Regions from separate parts of the Homo sapiens genome. Here region 1 is linked to region 2. A link is an interaction called in ENCODE POLR2A ChIA-PET data of the cell type or tissue named here. Cell type or tissue: MCF 10A. All regions are shown on one strand. Each heading gives the region's core, and the rest is flanking DNA. Links, peaks and the distances in the headings are about the cores only.

Region 1 (2,929 bases), core at 90-2,589, 180 kb before region 2:
AATTTCAAGGTAAGAATGTTGCCAGAAAGTGGTCCCAATTCAGACCCAAAGAGAGGAAGGTAAGAATGTTGCCAGAAAGTGGTCCCAATTCAGACCCAAAGAGAGGGTTCTTGGATCTCACACAAGAAAGAATTTGGGGATTCTTTCCCCAAGTCCACGGAACAAAGTGAAAGGAAGTTTATTAAGCAAGTGAAAGATGCCTACTCCATAGGCAGAGCAGCAGCGTGGGCTGCTTGATTGAGTATACTTATGGTTATTTCTTGGCTATATGCTAAACAAGGGGTGAATTATTCATGAGTTTTCTGGGACAGGGATGGGGAGTTCCTGGAACTGAGAATTCTTCCCCGTTTTAGACTATATAGGGTAACTTCCAGACATTGCCATGGCATTTGCAAACTGTGCTGATGCTGGTGAAAGTCTCTTTTACTATGTTAATGCATTATAATTAGCATATAATGAGGTCACTTTTGTTGCCATATTGGTTTTGGCTGGCTTCTTTATTGTACCATGTTTATCAGCAGGGCCTTTGTGACCTGTATCTTGTGACCTCCTATCTCATCTTGTGACTATGAATGCCTAACCTCCTGGGAATGCAGCCCAGCAGGTCTCAGCCTCATTTTACCCAGCCCCTATTCAGTTGTGATTTGGAGTAGCTCTGGTTTGAATGCCTCTGACAGGAAAAATGATCAAACTAGGAATGTTTCATGGGGTTCTATACTTAGATCAGATAATCAGACAGAAAGGTTAATAACTAAGGTTAGGAAAATGTGGTGTTGATGATGATGTGTGCAGATAGCAAGTGGTGAAGTCCACAACGGGGAAAATTGATAACAGGAGAGATGGGAGCTTATGAACAGACGGAAGCAACTGGTTGAATACAGAGGTCGAAAAGAGGCATGAATTTAGGATATAGGTTTAATTAGTACTTAGCATGTGTTTTGAAGACATGGATGGGAGCCCACAGAAACCGTTTTTATTATAGATATCACAAAATTTTGCTTTTAATATTTTGGGTATTTAATGAAATTGTCTTATTTTATAGTCTTTTCTCTTGAAAGAAGGAGGAGAATCAACCTTTAGATACTCCTTCTAGATGTGTTTATACCATATTTAACTAATTAGTGAACTGAACAATCTAGTGGTATATATTTTTATGCCCATTTTACAGATAAGGAAAAGGAAATTCAATAAATTTAAATCCATCTAGTTAGGCAGTAGTAGAGGTGGGATTTATACCACTCTGTTACAGTACAGGTGACAAAAATAGAAAATTCAAAGACTTCAGCTTCTACCATGAAAAAGTAATCAGTTCCAGTTTTGCCTTACTGCTATAAACAACTAGAGAACAGGACGAAAATATATGAAGCAATCATTTTTACAAATTGGACAGTAGGCAGTACAGGACTGTGATCTTTGAGAGAAGAGAAATAAACAAAGTGAGCTTTATGATTGCATCATCTTTCTGCCTAAAGGAATTTTCCCGACCATAAGACAGGGATGGGACCCAATGAAAGCACGATGGTCTTGCTGGGTAAAAAAAGAGATTATTGTTCTGGGAGGCAAAGCCAACTGAACTCACAAAATCCCTCAGAGGAGAAAGGTGACTAGAAAAGGAGCATTCGAGTTTGCATAGAGGTGACCTGAGTCTGTGACTGATTACTAAACTATGCATTTATAGGCTGGAACATGAGGTCAGTCTCAGAACTACTAGGGAGCTGTAAGTTGAAAAATTCTTAGAGCTCACCTGCAAATGGCAGATATTTGTGTTCCAACTAGTCAGAGGGAAGAATTGTTGAACATCTGGGGCATTCAATATTAAGTAATAAAATACAATGTGTTAATAGTAAAACTAAGCTAAATGTAGAATAAAGGATACTCTAGACCTGCTCTAATATGATTTATTTGTATTGGTACATACTATTTATGCATATTTAAGGGGTATATGTGATATTTTGTTGCATGCAGATATGTGTGATGATGAAGTCAGGGTATTTAGAATATCCATCACCATTAGCATGTATCATTTCTGTGTTGAAAACATTTCAAGTCCTTACTTCTAGCTATTTTGAAGTGAACAATACATTGTTGTTAACTATAATCGCTTGCTATAGTATCAAACCTTAGAACTTATTCCTTCTAGCTAACGGTAATTTTGTACCCATTAACCAACCTCTCTTCATTCCCCCTCTCCCTACACACCCACAGCCTCTGATAACTATTATTCTACCCTCTACCTCCATGAGATCAACTGTTTTAGCTTCCACATATTTGCCTTTCTGTGTCTAATTTCACTTAGCACATTGACCTCCAATTCCATCCCATGCTGCTACAAATGACAGAATTTTATTCTTTTTTAATAGCCAAATAATATTCCATTGCATAAATATACCACATTGTCTTTATCCAATCACCTATTTATGAATACTTGGGTTGATTTTGTATCTTGGCTATTGTGAACAGTGCTGCAATAAACATGGAGCTGTTTGTATCCCTTAGATATACTAATTTCCTTTCCTTGGATAAATACCCAGTAGTAGGATGGCTGGATTGTATGGTAGTTCTGATTTTAGTTTTATGAGAAGTCTTCATATTGTTTTCCATAATGGCTATACTAATTTACATTTCCACTAATGGCGTATGAGAGTTTTTTTTCCTCTGCATCCTTGCCAGCATTTGTTATTTTTTTAGTAATAGCCATTTTAACTGGGGTAAGACAATATTTCATTGTGATTTGATTTGTATTTCCTTGGTGATTCTTTTGAATGCTCAATACACTGTCAGCCACGTGTTTTGTTTTTTTTGTTTTGTTTTGTTTTTGAGAGATGTCTATTTAGATCCTTTGCCCACTTTTTAATGGGATTGTTTGGTGTTTTTTGTTAGTTTGTTTTATATGCTGTTGAATTGAGTTTTTGTATATTCTAGATATTAC
Region 2 (2,929 bases), core at 139-2,638:
ATTTATTATATTCAGGAAATTCAAGGAAGATATAGGTTGTGGTTTTAAACTAGAAAAAATGAGCATATGCATACTCTAGACTTAATGAATACATATTGCTAAATCCTTTACAATGTCATTGTATGCAGAAGTAGTTCAAAACACCTTATTTTTCTGTGTTCATGTTTATGGTCTCAGGAATTGAGAATGAATTTTCCTCAGTGGAAAATTTAGAGTTTATTTACCTTCACTATTTCTCCATAGATACCCATTGTAGTAAAAGTTTCAACAGTGGAATTTGCAGTGTGAAGGAATTGGGTCTGAGACAATGTTCTTGCTAGTTCTCTAACAAGCCAGGTCCACAGGAGTGGCGTGTGACCCGATGTCACTATCTTTAACAAAATGGCTTTTGCACAAAAAGAAAGACCTTTATACCTAAAAATAAAATCTTATAACACATTGTTAAAATTATTTAGTCTGGCATGGAGTTTTATTAAGCTTTGTGTTATTCATGAGGGACAAAGAAGATCATGCCCAAGAATGAAAAAGAAAACACTTAATGGGGTCTGGGCAGTTTTAACAGCATAAGTGAAATACAACACCAAACAGGATGTCTCTCTTCCTTTGAACTTGAGGCATTCCATAGACCCTAAGCTACTGAATTCTCTGGTTAGTTATGTGGTGCCAGACATTCAGTGGCACTTAATGAAGATAAGTTTCTACCTTGTGCTTTTAAAGGTAATGGTGAATGAATCCTGCCTGACCAAATTGAGTGTTTCTTAAAAGTTACTGTAAAGTTGGAAAAAATATACATATTTTTCTTGGCTCTTAAAGTGATTAGTCTCTTTTCTATGTTTTTATGATCAAATGCTAATAAATCTTCAAATTAGTAAGCAGAAATATTTCTATATTTTTATCTTAAGCATAAATATAAATATTTGTCCATTTTTGAAACATAAATAAGACTCTAATGGAAAATAAAATTTACATTTAAACGTCAACAGATCATATTTCATAAAATAGTTTCTTCCTTCATAAATAACACTTGGAATTTAATGTACATTAGGAAAAGTATCTTCTTGATGTTTCCCTTCGGCATTAATGAAAACTGCAGCTGCTCCTTTTTGAGATTTTCTTGATTATCCAAATAAACAAATGTTTTCTTTATGCTTGTATAGTCAAGGAATACAAAATCCACACCTAAGAAACTGCTACCTCTCCCTTTTGGAAATATGTCCATTTAAAAAGTGGTTAATCATGATTAAATAATGACTTATTGTTACTAAGCTGCATTTCAAGTCTCTAAACAGGAAACTCTTGGAAATTGAGTATAACAAGAAGCTTAAAGCCTCAGATCAAATGCGAACTCCAACTGTCTAACCTTACAAGAGAATAGACAGCCAAAGAGAGCTGTTCGATGCTAAGGGAAACATGCTGCCCTGCTGTTTTTTATTTTTAAATCTCAGCATTAACTGAAAGTATCAAGTCAAAACTTTCTTCTTTCATAAAAAGATAACACTCATATTCAAAGGAGGAGTACACTCACCTAATAAGAATTTAAAGTGACTCACTTCATGAGCTGATCTTTAGAATAGGATTTAGTGACTCACTTTTGTAATCATGCTCTCGTCCTTTTGATTAACAAAAATCAGAACTCTTTCATACTATCAATTCCAAGCATCCTCCTCTCTTATTATCACCTTCTAGCTTTTCAATTTACTCTCTTTACTGCCACACTGCAGTATTTCTAGGATCTACAATCCATTGATCCTACCAATTTTTCATTTCTCTTATAATCTACATTGTCTCACTTTCCTTTTAAACCAGTTTAAAATCCTTAGTACATCAGATAATCACTTGTCTCTTTTACTCTAACTCAATCCTGGTTACATCCAGCTCTCTGCCTAGCGGGGCCTGAGCCCTATCGAATATGGCTGGTGAAATGGTATTGTTATTTGACATAGTTATTCTGACTGGTCTCACTTTAAAGTTATATGTGAAATTTACATGGGCTCATAAGTTGTTCTAAGCTATTTTCCGCTAGTAGATCCCCTTTTTCACTCCTGTAGATAATTATGCCATACCTTCTCTCATGTTTTCAAGCCTCCAAAATGTTCTTGCCCATTCGAATTCTCAGTGATTACCTTTGTTCCTGTTTCACTGAGAAAAAAGTCAGAAGCACACTTCATATATCTCCCACCATTACACCCATCACCTGCCAGCATCTGGACCCACATACTCTGCTTTTTCAACTGCTCCTGTGGATAAATTCTCCTGTATCTAAGCCCAAGCCTTCTACCTGTGTCCTAGAACTCAATTCTTTCACAAATTCAAGAACATTTGTATAGCAATTCTCTCTTCTTTTTACAGCAGCATCAATTTTCCCTCTCTACTAGAAGATGACCAGCATCACATAAATATGCTGTCATTTTATTAAGATTATTTTTTCAAGTACTCATCAGACCCTTTCCTCCCTCTACCTACTGCTCCATTGATCTCTTCCCCGTTAGAATAAAATTCCTCAAGAGCAGCAGTCTATATGTGCAGTCTACAATTTCTCTCCTCCAATTTCTCCTCTAATCAGGCTTTTAACTCATCAAACTCCTTATCTTGTCTAGGTCAGAAGTGGCCTGCATGTTACTGAATCTAGTGGTCAGTTTTTATCTTACTTGACCCTTTAAGGACATTTGATAGAGCTAATGGCTTGTGCTCCTCTTTGAACGGCTTGCCTCCATTGGGCTACAGGACAGCACACTCTGCCAGTGAAAATCAATCAGGCTTCATATGGCTCCCCCTCATGGCTCCAATGTCATAATGTTAGAGTGTCCCAAGCAACAGTCTTTGCATCTCTTTTCTACCTACACTTGTTCCCTAGGTGATCTCATCTGGGCTTACGGCTTTAAATAGCGTCTATATGCTGATAACAACTAAATTTAACTCTCAGCTTAAA

Evidence for each region. ChIA-PET counts read pairs that join two places held together with the same protein. Peaks named below come from ENCODE experiments on the same cell type or tissue, not always from the same donor. Only the 100,000 strongest peaks of a DNase experiment are listed, where the experiment ranks them.
Region 1: POLR2A ChIA-PET joins it to region 2 with 5 read pairs; 2 of 35 experiments call an interaction of 5 or more read pairs at or near these places.

What each region holds. Positions count from the first base shown.
Region 1 is chr7:19,077,864-19,080,792 of GRCh38, reverse strand. No RefSeq gene overlaps it. Among named protein-coding and RNA genes, the nearest start is that of TWIST1, 38 kb to the left of the region's middle. In MCF 10A, for the core only: no CTCF peak of the experiment used is centred there; a DNase peak (open chromatin) is centred at 1,462.
Region 2 is chr7:18,894,191-18,897,119 of GRCh38, reverse strand. All of the region lies in intron 22 of HDAC9 (histone deacetylase 9), which reads right to left. All of the region lies in intron 1 of HDAC9-AS1 (HDAC9 antisense RNA 1), which reads left to right. Among named protein-coding and RNA genes, the nearest start is that of HDAC9-AS1, 6.3 kb to the left of the region's middle. In MCF 10A, for the core only: no CTCF peak of the experiment used is centred there; a DNase peak (open chromatin) is centred at 1,539.